Linked DNA regions of Homo sapiens: regions 1, 3, 4, 5 and 6 are each linked to region 2. The links are chromatin contacts, found by Hi-C or POLR2A ChIA-PET in ENCODE. All regions are on one chromosome and are shown on one strand. Each heading gives the region's core, a stretch centred on a gene start or an enhancer-like site at or near the end of the contact. The rest is flanking DNA. Distances are from core to core; before and after follow the strand shown.

The links. A loop is a pair of places that touch in the nucleus more often than their neighbours do. ChIA-PET counts read pairs that join two places held with the same protein, here RNA polymerase II (POLR2A). Pooled maps may share reads with other maps.
Region 1: a loop to region 2 is called in a map with no recorded cell type, with 5 times the contacts of the local background. The contact joins the promoter of ZNF705A here to the promoter of PEX5 in region 2. A Hi-C loop is called at or near these places in 1 of 37 single-sample maps with no recorded cell type.
Region 3: a loop to region 2 is called in a map of naive thymus-derived CD4-positive, alpha-beta T cell, with 5 times the contacts of the local background. The contact joins the enhancer-like site here to the promoter of PEX5 in region 2. A Hi-C loop is called at or near these places in 2 of 168 maps with a recorded cell type or tissue (B cell and naive thymus-derived CD4-positive, alpha-beta T cell), 1 of 37 single-sample maps with no recorded cell type and 10 of 50 pooled maps. POLR2A ChIA-PET finds 5 or more read pairs at or near these places in 1 of 52 experiments (T-cell).
Region 4: a map of CD8-positive, alpha-beta T cell shows a loop between it and region 2 (10-fold over the local background). The contact joins the promoter of NECAP1 here to the promoter of PEX5 in region 2. A Hi-C loop is called at or near these places in 6 of 168 maps with a recorded cell type or tissue (CD4-positive, alpha-beta memory T cell, CD8-positive, alpha-beta T cell, OCI-LY7 and 1 more), 2 of 37 single-sample maps with no recorded cell type and 19 of 50 pooled maps.
Region 5: a map of psoas muscle shows a loop between it and region 2 (4-fold over the local background). The contact joins the promoter of FOXJ2 here to the promoter of PEX5 in region 2. A Hi-C loop is called at or near these places in 5 of 168 maps with a recorded cell type or tissue (CD4-positive, alpha-beta T cell, endothelial cell of umbilical vein, naive thymus-derived CD4-positive, alpha-beta T cell and 1 more), 10 of 37 single-sample maps with no recorded cell type and 25 of 50 pooled maps.
Region 6: a loop to region 2 is called in a pooled map, with 9 times the contacts of the local background. The contact joins the promoter of MRPL51 here to the promoter of PEX5 in region 2. A Hi-C loop is called at or near these places in 7 of 50 pooled maps. POLR2A ChIA-PET finds 5 or more read pairs at or near these places in 3 of 52 experiments (T-cell, activated B cell and activated CD8-positive, alpha-beta memory T cell).

The regions. Positions count from the first base shown.
Region 1 is chr12:8,154,231-8,158,357 of GRCh38, forward strand. It overlaps ZNF705A (zinc finger protein 705A), which reads left to right and starts at 2,785. Exons shown (of 6, transcript NM_001004328.3): 1 at 2,785-2,862.
Region 2 is chr12:7,187,536-7,191,487 of GRCh38, forward strand. PEX5 (peroxisomal biogenesis factor 5) reads left to right here and starts at 2,151. Exons shown (of 16, transcript NM_001351132.2): 1 at 2,151-2,215; 2 at 2,827-2,989; 3 at 3,353-3,388; 4 at 3,691-3,823. The coding sequence starts at 2,843. RefSeq lists enhancers at 636-1,137, 1,138-1,637, 1,948-2,007, 2,008-2,724, 2,718-2,867 and 2 more and silencers at 1,048-1,097, 2,118-2,527.
Region 3 is chr12:7,959,484-7,963,303 of GRCh38, forward strand. No RefSeq gene overlaps it. Among named protein-coding and RNA genes, the nearest start is that of SLC2A3, 25 kb to the left of the region's middle. RefSeq lists cis regulatory regions at 328-453, 1,226-1,560. Within about 2 kb of position 1,373, at least 34 of the 41 ENCODE cell types and tissues checked have a DNase peak (open chromatin) inside an H3K27ac peak, as active enhancers do; they include B cell, where a contact is called at or near this core.
Region 4 is chr12:8,080,685-8,084,915 of GRCh38, forward strand. It overlaps NECAP1 (NECAP endocytosis associated 1), which reads left to right and starts at 1,590. Exons shown (of 8, transcript NM_015509.4): 1 at 1,590-1,699. The coding sequence starts at 1,605. RefSeq lists enhancers at 852-2,051, 1,483-1,702, 1,773-1,832.
Region 5 is chr12:8,031,225-8,035,563 of GRCh38, forward strand. FOXJ2 (forkhead box J2) reads left to right here and starts at 1,492. Exons shown (of 11, transcript NM_018416.3): 1 at 1,492-2,609. RefSeq lists silencers at 1,177-1,326, 1,347-1,586.
Region 6 is chr12:6,490,588-6,494,861 of GRCh38, forward strand. MRPL51 (mitochondrial ribosomal protein L51) reads right to left here and starts at 2,675. Exons shown (of 3, transcript NM_016497.4): 1 at 2,471-2,675; 2 at 2,275-2,385; 3 at 1,299-1,880. The coding sequence starts at 2,549. The coding sequence ends at 1,684. NCAPD2 (non-SMC condensin I complex subunit D2) reads left to right here and starts at 3,515. Exons shown (of 32, transcript NM_014865.4): 1 at 3,515-3,567. RefSeq lists enhancers at 2,893-2,942, 3,110-3,707 and a silencer at 3,143-3,472.

The DNA.
Region 1 (4,127 bases), core at 1,535-4,034, 970 kb after region 2:
CACAGGCTGCACCCACTGTCTAACTAGTCCCAATGAGATGAGCCAGGTGCCTCAGTTGGAAATGCAGAAATCACCCGCCTTCTCTGTTGGTCTCACTGGGAGCTGCAGACCAGAGCTGTTACTATTCAGCTCTCTCTTGTGTTTCTTCTTAAGACATTAACTTATTAACACAACTTCGAATGACTACTTATCATTAAGAAAAGTATATAGAAATAGCAATAGATTTTTGTGATATTGAATATTTGTTTATATTTTGAAGGCATATAAACAAATTATCTTTATGCCATTTAAATGCTTGTTTTTTGCATGATCAACCATGATAATCAAAAAGAGAAACTTCACATAAAACATCATGAGAATTATTTGAACATATTTGGAGAGTCAACATTCTTTAAATTTTTGAATGTTCTTTTGCTTGTATTTTTGTCAAGATAAAGAATGAGATTTGAGCTTCAAAGAAACCCACACAGGTGGTTCCTGTCTGCCTCACTTTGGAGTTGTACATGCAGTGATTCTAGAAGAATAACCACAGAGTGGAAATGAGAACTGTTTTTCTTTTTAGTTACAGGGAGGAGATTAAAAGTAAAACCAAGAATGGAAGATTAGGAATTGATGTTAAATCTAAGACTGATTTTTTTTTAAAGTAAACAAATGTACAAAGTGGAAGAATTGTAAAGTTAGATAATCTTAGGACTGAAATAGAGATTGAAACATGATAATAGGTTAGAAAATGATGAAATTAGGAAAATAAGTCACACTTAAGGGCAACTGAGAGGAGAAGAAAAACTAACAAATTTGGGAGTGGAAAAATTGAAGAAAATAGTAAAAATTGGGGAAAGTTAGGGTATCAAAGGGAGGATGCTCTTGAAGGAAAAAGATAATAGTAAGCTGAGACTGCTTTGTATTGCCTAAGTTTGTATTTGGCCATTTGATTACAGGATGTTTCTAGGATTCTTCTAGCTTAAATTTTCCCCAGTATTATTAATCTTAGGTTATTAGTCATCATTTTCTATACTCCAGACTCCTAAGTAACTGGTCTCCCAAGCCTTTTGACTGAGAAAAGTATAAACCTCTGCTTTTGGTCTTGCATATTTGATAGAAGGAGCTTGTAGACCCAAGAGAAGCCTCAGAGAGTATCCCTGTGGTTTCCACCCAACTTCTCAGTGGCTGTTTCATTGTAGTTGACTTTGTAAATTCTTACTTGAAATGGAACTATCTTTTCATCACTTATGATATAGCTTTTTAAACAAATGTCCCTCAAAATATTTCTCTTTTTCTTAACATGCCAATCTCTAATTTTTCTACCTTTAAAAAAAAACAGATTTCAAATATGTATTATAGACTTGATTATTTTTCTTCTTTGACCTTAAAAGTACTAAAATATGCTTTTTGATAATTGGCTCTCATTTTTAGTTTATTTGCCTGAGTCTAGCTGTATTTTCCCAATTTTGGTTCTGAACTCATCCATGCATGTGGTACTCACCAAACAAATTGCTACTACCAGTTCTAGGGTTGCCAGTGCTTAAATGGATCAAAAAGTCATACTCAAAGTAATTAGCATCTTCCATAATTATAATATCTAGACTAGTGTCTTTAATCTTAATGTGAGAGTTTTTTATACTTTTAGAGAAAAATGTGTTCAAAGAATAATTTCATCAAGGAATATGGCAGTGAGATATATCTTTTGTTTCCTGCACCACCAAATTAATATCTAAGGTTTGCTATTGTGACAGGCTTTAAAGATCTCCCATTTCTCTGCTTTATTATTTTTCTGATTTAAAAAATAGGTCTACTTTCTGATATGGTGATAAAAAACATATAATAAGAGTCTGTGGGAGAGTAACCTAAGGTGCTATCTTATGTAAATTGGAAACATGACGATTTAGATAAATAAAAAAATTTTTTGGATGTTAAAAAAAGAATATCACAGACTTTAGGATATTAGAAAGAAACAGAATTGTCACCCAAGTTAGTTCCAATTTCATTTTTCAAGATCAAGTGCTAGAGAGAATTGAGTTTAAGAATAAATCAGTAATCAAGGGGAAGTAGATAGACTAAGAAAAATGAATAGTAATTAAATTGGGTTGAGTCTTCACAAATCACAAAAAAATGAACTAAAGGAGTAAAGAGATGAAGTGGAAAACAAAGATATCAGTGCATGTTCTCGCCAAAAACATAAAGATAGTTTTTATTGCGAGATGTTTAAGATATATCAAAACATTAAAACCTTCCCTCGTTTAGTTAAAAATTACTCCTTATTTTAAAAAAATAGGTAATAGCAGTCAGAAAACTTCAGAAACTCTAAAAAGGCCCATGAGTTTTCTTCAGAAATAAAATACAGAGACACAGGCAGCCAGTGAGTCAACAAATTTTTATTGGGTAATTAGTATTTTCCTGGTATTAGGGGAACAATGAGGCATGTAACAGAGTTCCTGCTCTGAACTGTAGCTTTTCCATTTTAATATGATGGACATTGAAAAGATATGTAAATCTATAAACAGATAAAATAAATATAAGCAAGCTCTGAGATAGGAAAGTTTTCTTTCTTGGATTGGATATGTAGAAGAGTGAGTATATTCAGGAGGATTGGAGAGAATTGACATTGAGTCAGAATCATGATGCCAGTTTTAATCTTAAAACACATGAGAGAGAATAAGGGTGACATTACGGTTAAGCTGCTCTGTGAGAGGGTTGTGTTCTGAAGGATTTTAAGAACATGAAACTCTTTAGCTTGACAGACATAATGAAGTCTAAGGGAACTAATCCACCTTCCTCTTTTCCAGTGACTCGTCAAAAATCTGCATAATGGAAAATTGCAAGGGGTTTTTCCTGATCTACTTTGAAATGCAATTCCGCTTAAAGGTATAACTTTGCCATGAGTAATCAGACTTCCTGTTCTAATGTCCACATTCCTATTCAGCTTGTTCTCTGTTATGAATTCCATGTAAGTCCTGCTGCTTCAACTGGAGACCCTAAATAAGCATTTCAAACTTAATAGGCTGAAATGACACTGTAGTCTGAATTCTAAGTAAATTATGAAATAGGCAAAAGAATCAGGAAGCAATCTAAACACTCACTTTATTACTGGTAAAGCTGTACTGAAACATGTGAATTGGATTTAAAGCCAAAAAGCATTTCCTACTATGCCCAAACCCAAGTCTAAAATAGAAACCCTTTTTGGGAGAATTGTATAGGCTGCCTGAGGGGGAAAAAAGAAGTCCTTCCTCTCACTTCCTTGAGAAAAGCAACACTTGAATACTGGCCTTTGATTAATTAATTCTCTCCAGTGGAAATAATGAGAACATTTGACCCTATATAAAGTGTTTTGGATATTGTGAGAAATGAAGAAATAGGAAACATGTTGGACTTGTTAATGGAAATTCCTTCTGGGTGAATTGAAGGAGTATAGGGAGAAGAGAAAATGGTTTCTATCATGCTCATTGCCTTCTTTTTGAATCAGTTGAAGTAAAATTTGTATACCACAAAATATATCCATTTAAGTAAACATTTCAATGAGTTTGACAAGTTTTTATACTTGTAAACTGTGAAATGTTGACCTAAAAGGAAGGGGCTGAGACACAAATTATAATTAGAGTTTTCTTGAGCCAAAGTGAGGGCAGAAGCCAGGAAGAACAGACCCAAATACTCTTGGCTGTTAGCTTCCTCTGGCCTTTGTTACAGGCAGGTTTTTAAAGGAAAAAGAGGCAGACAGTGAGTGGGTTGGTACACAATTGTTTGTCAGGAATTCTCATTGGTTCACAGAAATAACACTGATTAGTGATTGGCTATAAATAATTAACTATAGATCATGGATTATAGTGTCCAGTGTGACATCATTAAGTTAATTTGTAATCACTCCTGGCAATAGCAAGCAGTTTTAAGACATGAATACATAGCTCAAAGAAAGGGAGTAGGATGTGTTTGCTCTCATTTTAATGTTTCTCTAGGCCTGATAATTTAAAAGGACCCTCAATTCTCAGATAATTTTTCTTTCTTCTTTAAAATGCAATCAAATTGAACATTTTTATTACCCGCAAAGTTCTCTAAACCCCTTCTTAGTCAATCCTGCTTCCACCCAACCCCAAACAACCATTGAGCTGTTCTAAATGTGGATTATATTTTTCTTT
Region 2 (3,952 bases), core at 901-3,400:
ATTAATAACTATTAGGAGGATTAAATAAATCAATAGTTGAAAAGTGCTTGAAACAATGCCTGGCACACAGTCAATGCAATGTGTGTCTAAACATCTATTGAACTTGAATTCGTCAAACATTAAAGAATAAGTAAAAATTATTTTTATTTTATAAAAATTACTACTTTTATGAATAGAACAAGAATTTAAAGTTGAACCTGGATTAACAAAATCTAGGGTTTCAAATCTAGAGCTTCAGTAAATTAAATATTAAACACCAAAGTCACTCTATTAGCCCTTTCCCAGCACCTCTGGCTGGGACTGTGGACCAAGTTCTGTGAATGATTCTATGGCCTAGGAGATCAAAGATCTCCATGGTTTATCAGTAAGTCTTCTCTAAGACTGGGAAGTAGGTGCCTAGAGTTATGCCTGGATTAAATTTTGACTTCCTAGCCATCTGATTTTGCACAAGTCTTATCTGTAAAGTGGGTCTACTAATATCTATTTAATAGGGGTATTAAGAAGATTAAAAACATTGAGATACATAAAGTGTTTTACACAACACCTGGATTTTAGTAAACATCAGTTATTATTATTAGCATTCTTCCAAGATCTGCACACAAAGTGAGTTACGGCTAATCAGTTGATAAACTCCTAGCAGAGCAGAAGGTTATGTGTGTTGTGATGTTTAAGTGGTACTGGGAAACTCTGGTTGCCTTGAGGTTCTGAAATTCTACTGTATCAGATGGGTTCCTTTAAACATTGCTCTCTCTAGGGGGTCCTCTTTTTAAAAGTATGCACCTTCTGGAGGGCATCTCTTCATCCTTGTGTGGTTTAGTTTATCAGGTATTTTCCTCACGATGGCAGCCTGAGAACAGGGGACGCCCAAGGGCTGGGATTTGTGTGCTCCGGAAGAAAACGGGGTGTAGAAGTGGGGCCTCTGAAAGAGGGCGAAAAGGCAAGGAAAAGGAGAAATGTTGCACAGTCTTATGGTCTGTCCCCTGCCATTCTGTTCCCCTGAGGTGTCAGAGCAGCTTCTCTGTCTTCCCAGGGATGAGTTTACACAGACATTCCCTGTGGCCCCCTGAGGCCTCCACCTCTGAAATCTGCAGAACAGCCAGGAAACAAGCCCGGCCCATGGCGCCACCTGCTGCCTGCCTGCCTCCGCTCATGCACCCTGGGCTGGGATGGTACTTCTGTTCGTCTGGCATTATTGCCCTTGGTCATTTACCGGCAGCCCTGGGCCCCTCCTTGCTCTTCTCCATGACACTAGGACTCCCTTGGTCTTGAAGCTGGGTGAGATTATCAGGGTTTGTTTCTCAATGACTTTGAGGTTTGACAGCAGAGCACACTCTTTGGCAGATGAGGGGGCTTGAGGCTTAGTCTTATTCCGTGATTAAAAGCATTTCTTGTATGTTTGTCCTTTCCCAGCCTGGAGTGATGGGAATAAGGCCACTATGTTGACTTAGCGGAAGGAAGGGCTGACTCACTGTTCACCTTCCCTGTACGTTACCAGCTCGAGGTCTCAGGATGCGTTGGACCCTATTTTGGTCTCCGGAATTTGTCATCATGCAGTGCTATTTTCCCCATTATGCAGAGGTGGAGAGGGATTAAGGCGGGGGCGGGCCCCTGTCTCCATGGAGACAGTGACGCTACCCCGCTAGGGGTTATTTGGAAGCGGGGCAGGCCTAGGAGGCTGAAGAAGGCTTCGGACTGGACTCCCCAGCCCCTGGTGTTAGGGCTTTTCTCTTTCTTGGGCTTGGGAACATTAGCCAGCCCCATTTTAGAGGGGAAAACTGAGGCTCAGAAAGGGCACTGAATCCCCTTAGGTCACAATGCGCCCAAGGGAAGAGGCAGGATCGACTGAGCCTAGGATCTCGCGTCTTCGGCTTTCCCCCAGAGCCTGGGAAGCCCTTCTTAGCTCCACTCTTCTTTGAGCTTTCCGTCAAACAAATCCTAGGGCCCGTGGCCTTTTCGAGCGCTCCTAAAGGCGACTCTCCAAGACCCGCTCTCTAAGGTGCTCTTCCCCTTTAAGACTCACGGCTCTTCCCGTCAGGCTGCGTCGCAGTCTTAAGGCCCCGCCTTTTCAGACAGCTTCCGCTGGGCCTGGGCCGCTGCGGGGCGGTCACGGCCCCTTTAAGCCTGAGCCCCGCCCCCTGGCTCCCCGCCCCCTCTTCTCCCCTCCCCCAAGCCAGCACCTGGTGCCCCGGCGGGTCGTGCGGCGCGGCGCTCCGCGGTGAGCGCCTGACCCCGAGGGGGCCCGGGGCCGCGTCCCTGGGCCCTCCCCACCCTTGCGGTGGCCTCGCGGGTCCCAGGGGCGGGGCTGGAGCGGCAGCAGGGCCGGGGAGATGGGCGGTGGGGAGCGCGGGAGGGACCGGGCCGAGCCGGGGGAAGGGCTCCGGTGACTTAAGGGGAGGGAATGCTCCTCTGCCGTGCTCACCGCGTGCTGGGGCTGCGCGGGGCTAGGTATGGTCGGGCTGTTTTCCCACTGTCCCTTCTTCGGGCAGTGTCGCCGTCCAGCCTGGTTGTTGAAGCGTCCCCGTGGTCCCCCGGGGTCCAGGCCCCTTTGTGGAGGCAGCTGCTGGCCCCCAGCCCATGGGACCGTAGTCGCGGAGGCCTCTGCAGAGGCGCAGGCTGGAAGCGGTGGCCTTTGAGGGGGGCGGCAGGAGAGAGTACCGACCTCCCTCGAACTCCTGGCAGAGGTGGGGGTCGCAGCAAAAGCACTGGGGTGGAGGGCGGCCAGTGTGGGGCAGACGCCTGTGTGCCTTCCTCAGATACGGGCAGAGTTGTGGATGTGAGAAGGGTCTGGCTTGGGTACCTCAGTTCCAAACCTCCTGTGTCCATCAGAGAGCTGGCGGTCACCATGGCAATGCGGGAGCTGGTGGAGGCCGAATGCGGGGGTGCCAACCCGCTCATGAAGCTCGCCGGGCACTTCACCCAGGACAAGGCCCTTCGGCAGGAGGGATTGAGGCCTGGCCCCTGGCCCCCCGGAGCCCCGGCCTCTGAGGCAGTGAGTGTTCTTGAGGTGGAAAGCCCAGGTGCAGCCTCTGAGGCAGTGAGTGTTCTTGAGGTGGAAAGCCCAGGTGCAGCCTCTGAGGCAGTGAGTGTTCTTGAGGTGGAAAGCCCAGGTGGTGGTGGTCTGAGGTGGAGGGGCTGTTTGCACATCTTGGTATAACTGCTTTCTCTATTGTGTTGCAAATCATAGTAGTTACCACTTACTGAGCGTTTATAAACACTAGAAAACCCTGTGCACCTTTAAATAAATGCAACCATTTTATAGATGAAGAAGCCGAGGCTCAGATGCCTATGGGCTTCATCAACCCCTGATTTTAGAGGAACTGCGTCATTGTACATCTCTGTCTTTCTCTCTTAGGCCTCCAAGCCTTTGGGAGTAGCTTCTGAAGATGAGGTAAATAGACCAGTCTCTTTTCTGTCCCATTTTTCTCTTGCCCACTGTGTTTTTACCTTTAAACTTAGTTCACCCGTATTTCAATTTTTGGGCTTTCCTGACCGAATGAGAATGCCTGCTTGTTTTTAAATGTATTTTTTCGTCCTTCTAAATCTATGGAAAGACAGTTTCTCTTTATGTGTCTCCAGTTTCTGTGTTTTCCTTTCCTTGTATCTAACATTGGGATCCCCCTCCAGTGGGTCCTGCCTCTTGCTGGGGCCTCCCAAGCCTATGGGTTCATTTCATCATTTCCCTTCTGGCAGTTGGTGGCTGAATTCCTGCAGGACCAGAATGCACCCCTTGTGTCCCGTGCCCCTCAGACCTTCAAGATGGATGACCTCCTGGCTGAGATGCAGCAGATTGAGCAGTCAAACTTCCGCCAGGCTCCCCAGAGAGGTGAGTCCAGAGTCTAGTGGGAGGGGAGATCGTTTTCCATGTAGCCAGGGCCAAGGAAGGGGGTTCCATTGGATGCTGCTGGCATTGGGGACCTGAGATGCAGAAGGAGACAAAAGTAACAGAGTGTTT
Region 3 (3,820 bases), core at 123-2,622, 770 kb after region 2:
GAGCCAGGTGTGGTGGTGCCATGCCTGTAGTTCCAGCTACACCGGAGGCTGAGTAGGCAGGATCCCTGAACCCAGGAGTTTGAGGCTGCAGTGAGCCACTACCCTCCAGCCTGGGGAGCAGAGTCAAACCCTGTTCCCTCTTTATCTGCCACCCCCACCCCCCCAAAAAAAGAAAGAAAAAATAACATAGACTAGGCAAATACCCCCGAAAGTGAATGCAAATGTATTTTAGTGTACTCTTGAGGGGCGGTGAGGTGCAAACTCTCTTATCACAGTCTCAAAAAGGAGTACAAGACTCAGAATACAGCCAGATTGGCCTCCGGGCATTGAATGTGGTAGGAAGTGGGGAGGAAGCCACTGCAGAGGAGCCTTAGTGTGGAAACAGCAGGTGTGGTCTGCTTGCAACAGAGGTTCTCCTCCCACTTTTAGGGACGGCTCCTGGTGGAATCACAAAGAGCAAGCTCCTTTCAAGCCTGAGGCCCCAATTCCTTTCAGGCAAGGGGAAGTTAAGAGAAAGGGCAGGTAACATTAGTGCCTGATTAAGGTACTTAAGCAAAATAGCACTACAATCCTCAGAACATGCCATAGTCTGAAGAGACAAAAACTCTTCACCCTCACTTGTATAAGGGGTCACTGTAATATTTTAGCATTTGCCTTTAGCAACTTGAAGAGGAAGAGATGTGAAGTAGCAGCGGCAAAGCTCTCTTAAGTGAAAAAGACTCGTGTATTTTCCTTTTCCATACATTTGACACCACAGGCATTTAACACATTTTTAACATTCAGTGGCTGTTACATACTATACAGTTTTCTAGCTATTATACTTGTAGTAATTCTATGACCTGATGCATATTCTACTATACATACTTCATTTACAAGTGCCACACAATCTTTCTGTGTAGTGAAAAATCAGCTTCCCGGCCGGGCGCGGTGGCTCACGCCTGTAATCCCAGCACTTTGGGAGGCCAAGGCGGGCGGATCACAAGGTCAGGAGATCGAGACCATCCTGGCTAACATGGTGAAACCCCGTCTCTACTAAAAACACAAAAAAATTAGCCGGGCATGGTGACGGGCTCCTGTAGTCCCAGCTACTCGGGAGGCTGAGGCAGGAGAATAGCATGAACCCGGGAGGCGGAGCTTGTAGTGAGCCGAGATTGCGCCATTGCACTCCAGCCTGGGCGACAGAGCGAGACTCTGTCTCAAAGAAAAAAAAAAACAAAAAAAACCCGTCTTCCCTAATTTATGCATTTTTCTTACAAATAACACAAGCTGTTGACCTCTTATTTTTAGCCTCCCAGCTGAATAGGGCAGTTACAGAAATATTTGGATGAGGCGGGCCCAGAAACCAAAGAATTTCTTCCTGTCTGTATCTACCCTGTAGGTTAGCCCCGCCTGCTGGCGTCTTGCTTTTGTAAAAGGCTGCGTAAGCAAGTGCAGACGTGAGTTGCAGATCATCTTGAATCTCCGGAGCGACAAGCTCCATCACTCAAAGCGGATCAAATACTCTGGTCCCTTCTTTGTTCTTCTGTTTCTCTTCTCCTCCTATGGAATTTATCCTCCTGTTGATGCCACCGAGCGATACGACAACATCTTTATCTCCCTCAGCGTCCTGTTTTCCTTCATCCTCTTTGGTTCTTGGTCTGTTTGGCATGGATGTGCACAATCTCATGGGAGTGCAAAATCTCGAGTACTTCTTGCATGATTCAATGCAAATTTATTGCAGCAATACTCTACCTGTTTTTAAAATGTGTGCAACAAGTGTTGACTTCAGTGGCCTGACCCTATAATCCTGTAACTGTTTAAGTGTTCGGACATGGGAAGTTGCTTTGATTACAACCACAATATTCAAAAACTAGATTCCATGTAGATTTATTTATTTTCTTTATTTATTTTTTGGAGACAGGGTCTTTCTCTGTTGCAAAAAGGAGCTGGCTGGAGTGCAGTGTCACGATCTCAGCTCACTGCAGCCTCGACCTGCTGGGCCCAAGTGATCCTCCTGCCTCAGCCTCCTGAGTAGCGGAGACTATAAGCACATGCCACCATGTCCAGCTAATGTTTGTATCATTTGTAGTGACAAGGCTTCACCATGTTGCCCAGGGTGGTCTCGAACTCCTGGGCTCAACTGATCCACCCTGGCCTCCCAACGTGCTAGGATTACAGGCGTGAGCGAACCCCAGGTAAATTTTAAAATCCAGCTTAATTCCAATTACATGTAAGTGGCTGCTTTAAGCTAATGGAAAATAAGCAAGTTTATAATTTTTAAAAAATGAAATTCAAAATTAAGAGATAACCCATGAAATCTTATACCCTGACAAGTGGCCCTTTAAAGGCTGTGGACCTTACCTTGATATTCTCTGGCCTTCTTCCCCTAGATACTATTAATAAACAGCAGCAGACTAACGTAGTGACAACAAGAGTGAATAAGAAAGACAAATGGCCTGAAAAATCCACAAGGGGATATAAGTCTGGGTTCGTTTATTTATACAGATCTACTATGTTGCCAAACCCAGTTTATATTCTGAGGATACTATGGTGTGGTAGGAGAACTCCATTTCCTGTTTGCATAGAATTTAAATTCTACTGGGATGAGGCTATGTATTCATTTTTACGTTTTATTTCTTTTTTGTTGTTGTTCTCGAGACAGAGCCTTGCTCTGTCGCTCAGGCTGGAGTGCAATGGTGCAATCTCAGCTCACTGCAACCTCCACCTCCTGGGTTCAAGGGATTCTCCTGCCTCAGCCTCCCGAGCAGCTGGGATTACAGGCGTGCACCACCACGCCCAGCTAATTTTGTATTTTTAGTAGAGATGGGGTTTCTCCATGTTGGTCAGGCTGGTCTCAAACTCCCGACCTCAGGTGATCCACCTGCCTCAGCCTCCCAAAGTGCTGGGATTATAGGTGTGAGCCACCGAGCCTCCGCCCCACCCCCACCACCATTCTTCTTAACGATCTAAATTTAGACTTTCCAAACATACTCGAAGTAGATGTGAGGAGCTTAATCAAATCATCACAGAAACATTCGTCTCTGTAGTGGTAGAAATAGGTACTTGATAAATCAAACTGTCAGTTTCTTCTGTTACCTCATTTATAATTCATAACAATATTTAAAATTTGCTATTGTCATCCTCATTTACACCAAGAAATCTCTAAGTAATTTGCTCAAGGACCCACAGTTTGGGGCAGAACTAGTTGTCCATACTATACTATAGTATACTACATTGTTGTAGATTAAGAGAAATATATCCAATGTATGTTAAGAAGAAAGAATCCGGGGCCGGGCGCGGTGGCTCACGCCTGTAATCCCACCACTTTGGGAGTTCGAGGTGGGCGGATCACGAGGTCAAGAGTCCGAGATCAGCCTGGCCAATATGGTGAAACGCCTTCTCTACTAAAAATACAAAAATTAGCCGGGTGTGGTGGTGCGCGCTTGTAGTCCCAGCTACTCAGGAGGCTGAGGCAGGAGAATCGCTTGAACCCGGGAGGCGGAGGTTGCAGTGAGCCGACGTCGCACCGCCACTGCACTGCAGACTGGACGACAAAGCGAGACTCCGCCTCAAAAAAAAGAAAAGAAAAAAGAATCCGGGATAGCCACTCTTTCTCCATCCACGTCTATCCTACCCTTTTACGCCTAGAAATGGAGCCTGTTCTTGCCCCTTCTTAGGCAGCTTGTCATAAACAGGAAGCATGTGTCCTGGGTGCAAGACATCTGGAGACTGACGATAAGTGGCTGTTCAAGGGTTGTAGGAAAAGGGAGACATTCTCCCCCGCGAGTTTAGTAAAGATTCTATTCTTAGGCTCTAGAGAGAAGGTGAAAGGAAGTTGAGG
Region 4 (4,231 bases), core at 340-2,839, 890 kb after region 2:
ACCATTTCCCATTGATAGATGGTCATTTTGTTTCCATTTTTTTCACTATTACAAACAATGCTGTAGTATTATTGTACATACTTTTTTGTGCATATAAGGATTTCTCTACAATATTTATTAGTGAAACTGCTAAATTGAAGATTACGTCCAATTAATATTTTGATAAATTCTGTTAATTTCCCTTTTAAAAATGCCGTGCCAATTTACATTCCTGCCAACAGTGTATGAGATTAGACTGTTCCTCACGTCCTCGCCAGGGATAAATGTGGTAATTCTTTTTGAAATTTAAGATATCACTTTCCAAGGTGGAGCAGACAAATTAGAGGCAGGTTTGCTTTTTTTTTTTTTCTCATTAAACTTTTTTAATGGGTCTCAAAATTCTGTGACAAATTTTTGGATGTTTCCATTAAAAAGTACTGATTTAAAAAACTAATAACTTAAAACTGCCACACGCAAAAAAGAAAACCAGTGGTCCACAAAACATTCTCCTTTCCTTCTGAAGAAGAAAACCAGTGGTCCACAAAACATTCTCCTTTCCTTCTGAAGGTTTTACGATGCATTGTTTTCATTAACCAGTCTTTTACTACTGAACTTAAATGGCCAGTTGAAACAAACAGTTCTGAGACCGTTCTTCCACCACTGATTAAGAGTGGGGTGGCAGGTATTAGGGATGATATTCATCTAGCCTTCTGAGCTTTCTGGGCAGACTTGGTGACCTTGCCAGCTCCAGCAGCGGTGAAGACTGCTGCTGTTGTAATGAGGCAGGCTTGAGTTTCTGTCTCAGTTTTGCCACTTGCTATCTGTACTGTCAGGGTGTTGTGGTTAAGTTTACCTTTGGGGCGCAGAAAAAGCATATTTATGGTGAGAGTTCGGTAGCATTTATCATTATAATAGAACTGGGAGCTAATATAGGCCATTAGATAGTTCATTATGCTTCCGATTTTATCAGGAATTGGGTTGATCCCACGTATAGTCTATTTAACAGGATCAAATTTTCCAAAAAGATAATCGGAATACACGCCGAAAGTGTGGCAAAACATTTTAACAGGTGTCGTCCTGAAAAATCGGAGATAAAGAGTGTAAGGCACTAAATCAAGTTGGGTGTTTTCAGCGTTTAGACTCTGGAGAGTTGAAATCCACGGTGTCTATGACCAGATCATACATCATTCTCTGCAGGTACCTCGTCTGGGACTACCGGCTGGAGGTTGCCTCTTTTCTGCCAGGAGACTACAGTTAGGAAGTGACTCCTGTAAGAAAATCCGTCACGATTCAATATGGTCCTCGTCCTCGTAGGACACTCCAGGCACCTGCCTAGAGTAAGATGGCGCTTTTCGTAAGCACCTCTCCAGGACAGAGATTTCCATAACGAGAGTCACGCACTTGCAGGCCATCTTTGCCATTATCCAAGACGGTGAGCCGTGCAGCCTCATCGTTTCCAGGTTTCAATATGGCTCCCCGCGTCACCGAAAAGGTTAATCTCAGAAACTAACTTGAACTCGCGCGGAAGTGACGCAACAGAAGTTGTCGCGCTTTGCATCTCCGCCTCCCGTGCTCCGCCTCCGGTCTTACGTTTCGCCCCCGGCAGCGCCGACAGCGGACCCAAGATGGCGACCGAGTTGGAGTACGAGTCTGTGCTGTGTGTGAAGCCAGACGTCAGCGTCTACCGGATTCCGCCCCGGGCCTCCAACCGCGGTTACAGGTACTAACCCCGAGGCGCTGCCGCACACGCGTACTCTGTCGCAGATGACAGCTTCCTTCTCAGCTAGCACGCTGTCCGTCCCTGCCACTACTACCTCTGTATTGTCACCTTGCTAGCCTCCCTACCTGGGTTGTCATCTCCCTGACCACCTGCTCCATCTCCACTCTGGACTGTCATCACCATATTTCTGCCGTTTTTTTTTTTGTTTTGTTTTTTATTAAATTACCACTCTGCGTTATTCCACTCTGCCTCTCCCGTAATCCCCTGGGGCACCCATCTGCTCCCCATCATGCACTTTCAGTCGTGCTTGCTCCATTGCCAGTCCCCTTTCATTCGCTCTTCCCTGCGTCCTTCAGCTTATCATCCTCATCCTTTCTCTCTCTCTCTCTCTCACACACACACACACACACACACACACACACACACACACACACCTTTCCAGTTCCCCATGCACATTTATGGGTAATCGTGTTGCTTGCCACTCTGGATTATCTGATTTATTTTTTGTACTGTTGTCAATTTCGTCACCAACTGTCATCATCCACCATTCGGTTTTTCCTTCAGCAGTTTTACCAGTGAGCAAAGGTTATGATCATAAGCTTTACAACGGTTGTTCATTCTGTTTCTTCTCATTGTATTTTCTTGATGATTATATAGTATTTTCTGTCTTCCTTCCCTACCTCCCTTCTTAACCTCTCCTACACCTTTTCCCTCCAAAGTTGAGGCAGCATTTTTCTCTGTTGGGCCTAACTACCTACCTTGTAATCCAATGACTGTGAGGTTCTGAGGATGCTATAGGACATTATGTAGTTGAAAGACAGTTCACTGGGCTTCATGTTAAACCATATGAGTGTGAGCCCTTTCCAAGCCTCAATTTTCTCATCTGTAAAATAGAAAAAAAAACCTGTTAGTGATGATACCTGCGCTCTTATAATGTGCTTAACAAGGGTTTTTGGGAGAGTAAAATTAAATCATATAATGGATGTGAAAGAATGTAGGAAATGCAATAAAGCAGTTACAAATACTATTTGTTTGTTCTTTTTTTTTTTTTTTTTTTTTTTTTTGAGATGTAGTCTCACTTTGTTGCCCAGGCCGGAGCGCAATGGCTCAATCTCAGCTCACTGCAACCTCCGCCTCCTGGGTTCAAGCGATTCTCCTGCTTCAGCTTCCTGAATAGTTGGGATTACACGCATGCACCACCACACCTGGCTAATTTTTGTATTTTGAGTAGAGATGGGGTTTCACCAAGTTGGCCAGGCTGGTCTTGAACTCCTGACCTTGTGATCTGCCCACCTTGGCCTCCCATAGTACTGGGATTACAGGCGTGACACCACGCCCAGCCGTCGTTTTTTTTTTTTTTTTTTTTTGTTAGAGAGGCAGGGTCTCGTTCTATCATCCAGGCTGGAGTGCAAGTGGTGCAATCACAGCTCACGGCAGCTGTGTACTCCTGGGCACAAGGGATCCTCCTACCTCAGCCTCCCAAGTTGCTAGGGCTACAGGCATTGCCTCACAATGCCTGGCTAATTTTTAAATTTTTTTGTGTAGACAGGATCTTGATATATTTCCCAGGCTGGTCTCGAACTCCTGGCCTTAAGTGATTCTCCTGCCACAGCCTCCCAAAGTGTTGAAATTACAGGTGTGGGCCACTGCACCTGGCCAAGATACTGTTCTTATTCTTCTCTCTGACCCACATCATCATTGTGATTTTTCCTCCTGGCATTTATCATTACCTTGGCTGAAAAGTTACCCTCTCCTTATGTCTGTTATTTTGCCCCTTACTGGCGTTTTATTCATCATGAATCAATATTTTTATGCTTGCTGACCTGTGCGCTGGGCCCTGTGGGTTGCACCTTTGGCAAAGAGGTAGCAGTTCTGTTTTTAATAAGCTTTTAGTTGGACCCCAAACTGACCCTAAGTAGAAATCAACATGCTTTTAGATGGTAGTTACAGGTACTATATGAGTCACTTAAACATCACCTTCTTTGGGAGGCCCTATGTGACCCTTCCATTCTGGTTTAGATATGCACCCTGTGTGCTTCCATAGCACCTTTTTCTTTTTCTTTTTTACTTTAAGTTCTGGGATACATGTGCAGAATGTGCAGGTTTGTTACATAGGTATGCATGTGCCATGGTGGTTTGCTGCACCTATCAACCTGTCATCCTCGCCCCTCCCCCGAGAGGCCCCAGTGTGTGTTGTTCCCCTCCCTGTGCCCATGCGTTCTCACTGTTCAACTCCCACTTGTGAGTGAGAACATGTGGTGTTTGGTTTTCTGTTCCTGCATAGCACTTTATTCTTATCTCTATTCCAGGGCTCTTCATTTTGTATTGTAATGGATTACAGTGGATTGTACAATGGATTGTTTAGTCTCCTTTTTTCTCCAGGCTAGACTGTGAACAACTTGAGATCTTTTTAACTTTATATTCCCAGGGTCTAGCACAGTATCTGGTACACTTTGGGCACCCTGTAAATGTTGACTGAAAGAAGAAATCAGTAGATTACACAGAGAAACCTAATCACATAAAGTGGCATTG
Region 5 (4,339 bases), core at 242-2,741, 840 kb after region 2:
CTGCCTTAGCCGGCACTACAGGCGTCCGCCACCGCGCCGGGCTAATTTTTGTATTTTTAGTAGAGACAGGGGTTTCACCACGTTGGCCAGGCTGGTCTCCAATTCCTGACTTCAAGTGATCCCCCCGCCTCGGCCTCCCAAAGCTTTGGGATTACGGGCGTGAGCCACTGCGCCTGGCCTCCTATTATCTTATGTGCTATAAAGTAGAGAGTAGGCCGGGCCGTGTTTCCTGCCTGTAATCCCAGCACTTTGGAGGCATAAAAAGGGAGAATAGTTTAAACCCAGGAATTAAAGACCAGCCTCGGCAGCATACTGAGACCCTGCCTCTATTTAAAAAGAAGAAAAAGATAAAGAAAGAAAGGAAAGAAAGTAGGGTAGTTTGATAAAAGTTTAAAAAGCCTGAGTATGGGCCGGGCGCGGTGGCTCACACCTGTAATCCCAGCACTTTGGGAGGCCGAGGAAGGTGGATCACGAGGTCAGGAGTTCGAGACCAGCCTGGCCAACTTGGTGAAACCCCATCTCTACTAAAAATACAAAAATTAGCCGGGCGTGGTGGCGCGCGCCTGTAATCCCAGCTGCTCCGGAGGCTGAGGCATCCCAGCTGCTGGGGAGGCTGAGACAGAAGAATCGCTTGAACCCGGGAGGCGTAGGTTGCAGTGGGCCCAGATCGTGCCATTGCACTCCAGCCTGGGCAATAAGTGAAACAACACCTCAAAAAAAAAAAAAAAAAAAAAAAAAAAGCCAGAGTATGAAATATATGAGAATTTGCAGCAGAATAATATGACTTCAGGATGTGACAGCTGTAAAGGGTAAGCAGGCCAAGTATCAAGGTCCCTTCTTCGCTGAGCAAGATTGCGGAGAACAAGGGCCATGCACAAGTTTAGGAAGCTGAAACAAGGAACAGGACCCAGATCTTCTGATGTTTATTTCACCGTTACACGCTCATTTATCATGTATCCACTCATTCAAGGAGCATTTACTGAATTCCAGGATGATATAAGGGTAACATATAAACTTCACCCCAATCTTCACCTCAATGCTCATGATCCTTTATAAATTATCTCGAGGGAAAGAGAAGCCCATCAAAGACAGTCCTGAGAAAGCTGGGGCTGTTCATCTGTATACGGAGTTTAACAGAATGAAACGCCGGAGTTGGGGTGTCAGCTGGAATTGACGGTATACGGTGCGCACTAGGGACTCTCCCGACGGGGAGCAGTGAGTTGTCATCCCGGGTAGACGGCGAACTCCCGGAGCCACGCGGCCGCAGGTGGGCGAGGGCGGCGAGATCCCTCGCCGGCGTGAGAGCGGCCGTGGCTCTCCAGGCGGAGCGCACACCGGGTAGCGAGGCTCGCGGCTCGGCGCTGCCCGCGGCTCGGCGTCTCCCGGCTCCTCCTTAACCCGCGCCGGGAGGCGGTGGCGGCAGCGGCCGGCGGGCGGGGGAGGGGGAGGGGCGCGGAGCGCGGCGCGGAGGCCGGGGAGGAGCCGGGGCCTGCAGCGGAGCCGAGCCGAGCCCGAGCCCGCGCCGAGCCCTGACACTGTCTGCCCGCCTTCTGGCTCCCCGGGAGCCCAGACTGGTCGGAGCCCGAGCGGTGGCAGCGCGGGGAGCCCCACGCGCCGAAGGGAGCGGACCCGACAGGACGGCCCTAGAGGAGGTGCTGCCGCCACAGTAGCAGGGACCGGAGTCTCGAGCCGCGGCCTCCCGGACCGTGCTGCCCAGGCCAGCTCAGGGACAGCCGGGAGTACGAAAGCCCCACCCTCTGGGGCACCCCGGGAGCGGAGGCGGGAGCGGGGACGCGAGCAACCTCTCCCCCTGTTGGAGAGAAAAGACCCTTACCACTCGGGTGAGGGAAAGAAGAGACCCCTGGAGGGGACGCCTCTCTCCTGCCTAGAGGCGAGGAAGACCCCTGTACTGGCCGGGGAGGAGACCCCCAGAAGTGGAAAGAAGGGAGCTTTCCGTAGGGAAGCAGAGTGAGACCACCCTAGCGCGCCCCCGCCCCTCCAAACACACACTCTCAACAGTTCAGGACTTTGGAGGCAAAGAGAGACGGGGCTGTGCCTGTGGAGTAGGCACCCTCGGCCCACCACTATTCACAGGAGACAGGAGTCCTTACGTTCAGAAGCCACTCCAGGGAAAGAAGAGGAATCGGCTTTCAGCCTTCTGGAGAGGGGAAGACCTCCCCCTCAACTTCCTCGTGCCTAGACAGTGGAACGGGGTGGAGCCCCTCCGCTCCTATCTCCAGCAGACAGAAAGAGCCCTCCACCTCAGAAAGATCCAGTTTGGGGGGGAGGGGAACTCCCCCAAGGGGGAGGAGACAACTCCTGGTTGGGAGAGGCTCCTCCCCTCCTCCCCCGGGTAACAAGCAGGGTGTGGGGGGTGTGCCACCTTCCCCAAGTAGGACCTCCTTCTCCTCCCCCTCCCCCTCCTCCAACCTTGACTCCTCATCCTCAGGGGACCCAGTTCCCCTCACCAACTTGGGAGGCTCAGCCTCGTCCAGGAAGAGCCACTGAGGATGAGAGCCGTCACCTGCCTCTGAAGAGGGGAATCCCTCCAACCCCAAACTCCAGTACCAGGTGGTTCCCTCCCTTTGCCGGAGGAACCTTGGAGACAGGTTAGTGCTTTCTTTCATCTTCTCTCTGTCATTGTCTGGCACTAGTGGGTGTAGGGGGTTGAGCTGGTGGATCGTGGGTTTCACTGCCGGGGAAGACAGAGTGATGACTCAGAAAATCCAATGGGAAATGTGATCCAAGGGAGCTCCTGGATTTGAACCCACATCTTGCTGCAGAAGCTCTGAGAAATGGGTTTCTTAGTGTTTGGGGACTAAAGGGATGGGATTCATTTTAGGTCCCTTAGGGAAGTGGATGTTTTCATGCTGAGGAAAAGGGTTATCGGAAAACAGCTGCATTTTGAGAACATGCATACTGTGTAGCAGTGATTTACACAACCCAACCAGTGGTAAGATTCCCATACCACCCTTCACCCTTGGGCCTTTTCCCCTGGAGAGTGGGCTGTCATGAAAATCACGGTGGCATCTGGGGTCCTGGCCTTGCCCAGGGCATGCCGAGGTCAGCTTAGTGTTCACCAGAGGTGTTCCCTCCAGCTTACTGCAATTATAGCTCCCTTGACAAGAAAAGCAATCTGTTCCTGCTCATCCTATCTCAGATACCAAGAGGCCTCCTCTCCTGACATTTCCATTCCTAGCTGGATGTATGCCTCTGCCCATAAAATCCAAAGGGAAAATGGGAATCCCACATGTTCTGAGGCGAGAAGAAAGTGTGCAGGGGAATGCCAACTCCCGGGTTAAAGTGCTTCCTTGATGCTGGCCCTGAACCACTGCCCCAGTCCCCTTCTCGACTCCTGTTTTTTGCTCACAATTCTTCAGGAAAAATTAGATCCTGGATACGAAGGGAGGAGGGCTGCTGCTCCGCTTCTGTCCAGACTTCCAGTTAAACAAGTTGACCACTGGAGAGATTTCACTTCTGAGGAGTATATAAAGTTTCCTTCCAGAAAAGTACCTAATAGTCTCATCCTCTCCCTTCCTGTTTCTTGTTCAGTTCTGAGTCCCTCGAACCTTGTGTTAAAGTTTTCCTTCATAAGCTAGGGAATTATCAAAGTCCAGAATCTTCAGAAAAGGCAGGAAAAGGGTACCAGGAAATCCTCCCCTGAAGCCTAGGCTGTTTTTAGGAGAGGTCACTAGCTGGTTGTCTGCTTTCCTGCCTCACCATTAGCAGATACCTTATCTTCTGTCTCACAGCAAGGACAAGTTGTGAAGGAGGCTTCATCTGACTTGGCCTTTCATATTTCCTCCTCTCTCTGGGGCATGGGTGAGGTCTACCTAAATTCCTGAGTACAGTCATTTGTCCTGGAAGCTACTGGTGGTATATGAGATAGGGCACAGGTTTGTGTGGCTGTGCTATAGGACAACATGCATATACTTCTTAATTCATGTGAATGTGGCTCTCTGTTTCAAGTGGGTATGTGTGTGGAGACAGGTACTTATGTGCTTTTCAGACTATACTCCAGTTACCTAGAATTGTATGTTTCTGGTGGGCCTCTAGAAGCAGGTGCCTCTGTACAAGGACATGGATAGGTGGTGGTAAGGATGGCCACCTGAGGGGAAAGGCTTGGCCTCCCCCCAGTCAATGGGAGCCCTCGTGACGGTCTACAGGACAGTCCTTTAAGCAGCAGGGCAACCCAGTCTCAGGCTGGGATCATTTCTTCTAGGACTAATAAGAGAGCTTCATTGCTGATACCTCTGGTCTCAGAAGGATGAGGATCCTTGACTCCTAACTCCAGAACTCCTTCCCCTACCTTTTACAAAAGAGGCCTCGCTGGTTAACA
Region 6 (4,274 bases), core at 1,425-3,924, 700 kb before region 2:
ATATATACCCATCAATCCATTTATCCAAAACCCACTTGTAATTTAACAAGTGCTTTTTATTTTTATTGAAGATGGGGTCTTGCTATGTTCCTAAGGCTGGCCTCCAACTCCTGGTTTCAAAGGATCCTCCCACCTCAGCCTGCAGAGTAGCTGGGATTATAAGTGTGCTCCAACCACCATGCCCCGCAACAAGTATTTATTAATCTAACTTCACTTTTATGGAGTTTTTGTTTTTTAAAATATAGAGATGGGGTCTTGCTATGTTGCCCAGGCTGGTCTTGAACTCCTGGCTTCAAGCAATCCTCATGCCTTGGCCTCCCAAAGTGTTGGGCTTACAGGTGTGAGCCACTGCACCCAGCCCTAACTTCACTTTTTTTTTTTTTTTTTTTTTGAGACAGTCTCACCCCAGTTGCTCAGGCTGGAATGCAGTGGCATGATCTCAGCTCACTGCAGCCTCAAACTCCTGGGCTCAGGTGATCTTCCCACCTCAGCCTCTTGTGTAGCTGGGACTGCAGGCACGCAGAACCATGAGTAGCTGGAACTACAGGCATGCAGAACCATGCCCAGCTAAGTTGTTTTTTTTTTTTTTTTGAGACAGAGTCTTGCTCTGTTGCTCAGGCTGGAGTGCAGTGGCACGATCTCGGCTCACTGCAAGCTCCACCTCCCAGGTTCAAGTGATTCTCCTGCCTCAGACACCTGAGTAGCTGGGACTACAGGTGTCCGCCACCACTCCTGGCTAATTTTTTTGTTTGTTTGTTTTTGTATTTTCAGTAGAGACAGGGCTGTGTTAGCCAGGATAGTCTCGATCTCCTGAGCTCGTGGTCCGCCCCCCTCCGCCTCCCAAGGTGCTGGGATTACAGGCAGGAGCCACCGCACCCAGCCACTTTATTTTTAGTAGAGACGGAGTTTCACCATGTCGCCCAGACCAGTCTCAAATTCCTGTCTCCAAGCAATCCTCCCACCTCAGCCTCCCAAAATGCTGGGATTACATGTGGGCACCATTCTGCCCAGCTGTAATTCTTAAAAATTATTATTAAAAAAGAACAAAACACATAGATGCCCTAGACTCAACTCAGCTCTACTGATCAATCTTTAGGGGTTAGGACTAGGCTTTTGAAATGTTAAAACACCCAGAAAACTGATGACCAGTCAGGCTTAGTATCCGCCATCTCTACCATTCATATGGTACTTAATGTTTCATATTTAAATGGAAAGGACACCTCACACTTTTTTGTTTTTCCTATAGTTCCTACTCAGAGAATATGCCTAATAAATATTTTATGAGAGTAGTACAGAAGTATGACTCCATTTTTCTCTTATATTTCATTTCAGTGTGGAAGGCTCTTTAGAAACACTATTAACATAACAGCATTATGTCAAAAAGCGCCAATAACATTCTCACCAACTTTTCTTTTTAAAGGAATTAGGTATAGCTAGACTGTAAAAGGCAAGTGGTGTGAAGCCCAAACCTAAGATCCTAAGATCTAGGATGAGTCAAGACTTCATAGTCTACATGAGTAGAGGCAGCATCTAGAGGAAAACAAAAGTATGTGGCTATCAAATTCCAAAGAAGCCCCATTTTATTACAGAGAAAATACAAAGCCGTTTCCTCACAGGGAAAAGTACAGTTTCCCTTCTCCAGGGTGACAGATGAGCCTTTTCCGAAGTTCTCAGCTTTCTCTTCTATCGAAACTTCCCATGTCGGTTAAAGTGTTTGTAGAGATAGCGGATGCGTTTATTAAGGTTGTGCAGGTCATCAGCGAACATTCTACTTCCAACCATTTTCCTCTTTCGGATACAACGTTGCAATTCATTCCCTTTCCAACCTCGAAGCCATATGGGCCCCCTGATCAGTTCTTTGGGGTGCTTTTCAAAGTTTCCTGTGTAATGTGAGAGAACACATTAGATCCAAGACAAGAGAACTCATCCTACACCAGCTAAGCTTTCAACCCACGGTTGCATCTTGCTGAGCAGCACCTATAGACAAGGAACATTACAGTACAGAACAATAGCACAGACTCTGGAGCCAGACTGCTTGGGGTTAAAATTCTGATGCTGCCATTTATTAACTTTGGAAAAACTGTTTATTTTTACTTATGAAGTAAAAATTATACGAGGGGACTCAGAACAGTGCCAAACACAATGTAAACAGCTACATAAGTGTTTGCTCTTACTATTGAGCACAGTACCACTCTCTACACAGGAGGAAAAGATAGTCGTTACAGCCTAATTGCCATTCTGAAATTGTGTACCACGTCGAAGGTCAAGTCTTACCCAGGATCCCGATGTTGTCATACACTCCGAACATGGCCCTTTTCTCGTTCCAACGATCAACCACTTTGGGGGGCGGGAGAGTGAGCCTTATACCGATCAATCTAGGCACACCTGGGGATGGGGAAGGGAGGGAATTAATCTGAGCCGCCTATTATACTACGAAGCAGTTATCGGGGTGCCTACATCAGCCACTTACCAAGAGAGAAGCTTCTGCACGCCAGAGGCACCCAGTCCCACAGGCGCCTACCTGCCCCGGATAAGAGGTTCCCTGCCATTTCTCTAGTCTCCCCCCTTCAACAGCACACCAAATAAGCCCAAGAAGATGACAGGAACCGTCCCCGCCAACTTCACACGAGTACTAAGGCGAAGACAGCCATCTTGGGCCTTACCCAGGCAGCTGTGGGCGCACCGCCCACCTACGCCCCATCCGCAACAGCCACGAGCCCCGCCCCCCGGGTTCCGGCAGGAGGGGCCTCTACCACCCTTCCCGCCTCAGTGCTTCCGGTCCGCCTGCCGGAAGTTTTGGAGCGCCGGACAAGCTGAGGTCCGCGACTCGTCGCTAAGATTCCCCAAAACTGAGATTTCAAGAAAATTCACCCTTTCCGCTTTCTTTGGCGTCCTTCAACCGTGAAGGAAATGAAGGTTGAGAACCTGGAACCCGCTTCCAATGACCAAGCCCTTTCTCTGTGCCTCACAACAGTCTTCCGCTGTAGCTGTTTTTATTACCCCTATTTTACTACTGGGGAGGAGATTTGAGGTCCTGAAAGTGAAGTGACTTGCTGGACGTCACTTAGCAGAGGAGATGGCGAAACCTGGATTAGAGGCGATGCCTTCTAACTCCCAGCGTGGACTTGCCTCCTTTCCTGGGGGTGACTGAATGCCCAGCCAGGGACGCGACGTCTCTGGCCAGCAGAAATACGGCCTCCTCCCCGCCGACTGGGCAAAGGGGGACCTTGCGGCCAAGGAGGGATTCGCAGGCGGGCCGGGGGTGGGAGCGGGGGCCGGAGCCGGAGCCTTGGCCCGCCCCCGGGCGGCGCTGTGATTGGCCGGCCGCTCCGGCGGGCGTCGCGATTGGCCGTCCTGCAGCCGTTGAGATTTGAACTCGGTATTTGTGGCTTTGCCCGCGCGTTGCCAGACTCAGAGGCGGCCCTTTGCCTCTGCCTGCCGGGGATTGGCCGGATTCTCCGCCGACTTGAAAACTGCCTTGCTAATTGGTGCGTGTTGTGCACGCGTGTTTTTTCCTTTTCATTTCAGCCTGACTGCCGGAATCAGAGCCGCGGGTGAGATCCCCAGGTAAGATGTGGTGTTGCAGGTCGTAAAAGAGTAGGAAAGTCGAGTACATGGCAGTGTGACCCAGTCTTGGGCAAAATACAATAGGCCTAGTAAGTATATCCCTGGGGCGCGATGTGTGAGAAACTGTAAGTCTGACAGATCCGCAACGGAAGTTGTTAAGCAAATCGCTTAACAGATCCGCAACGGAAGATGTTAAGCAAATCGCTTAACAGATCCGCAACGGAAGATGTTAAGCAAATCGCTTAACTTTCTTACTTCAATTTCCGCTCTGTAAACTCATTTGTATTATTATGCACCTCATGGGATTGAGGTTAGGATACTTAGATCAGATATGATACATGCAAACAGCCTAACAGACTTGGCACAGGATAAATAAATCATCATTGTTAATGCTCTTACCATTCTGGTGCAGGAAGCCCACTAGCCCATGCTGGGGCACTGTTTTGGCCTCAGACGAGATCAGACCATTCTCTCTATACTTAAGGAGCTTTGCACATAAAAATGGAAATAATAGTACTTTGCACATTAATATGCCACTTTATAGTTCTTTAAACACCTTCGTACTGCTTGATTTGTTTGATCATCAGAGCAACTTTGTGAAGTAATCAGAGTTTAGTAACCCTGTTTTTACAGATAAAGCCCAGAGGTTTAAGTGTCAAGACCAAGTGCCAAAGTCACTACTAGAATTAGTTTCTAGTCCAGGGTCA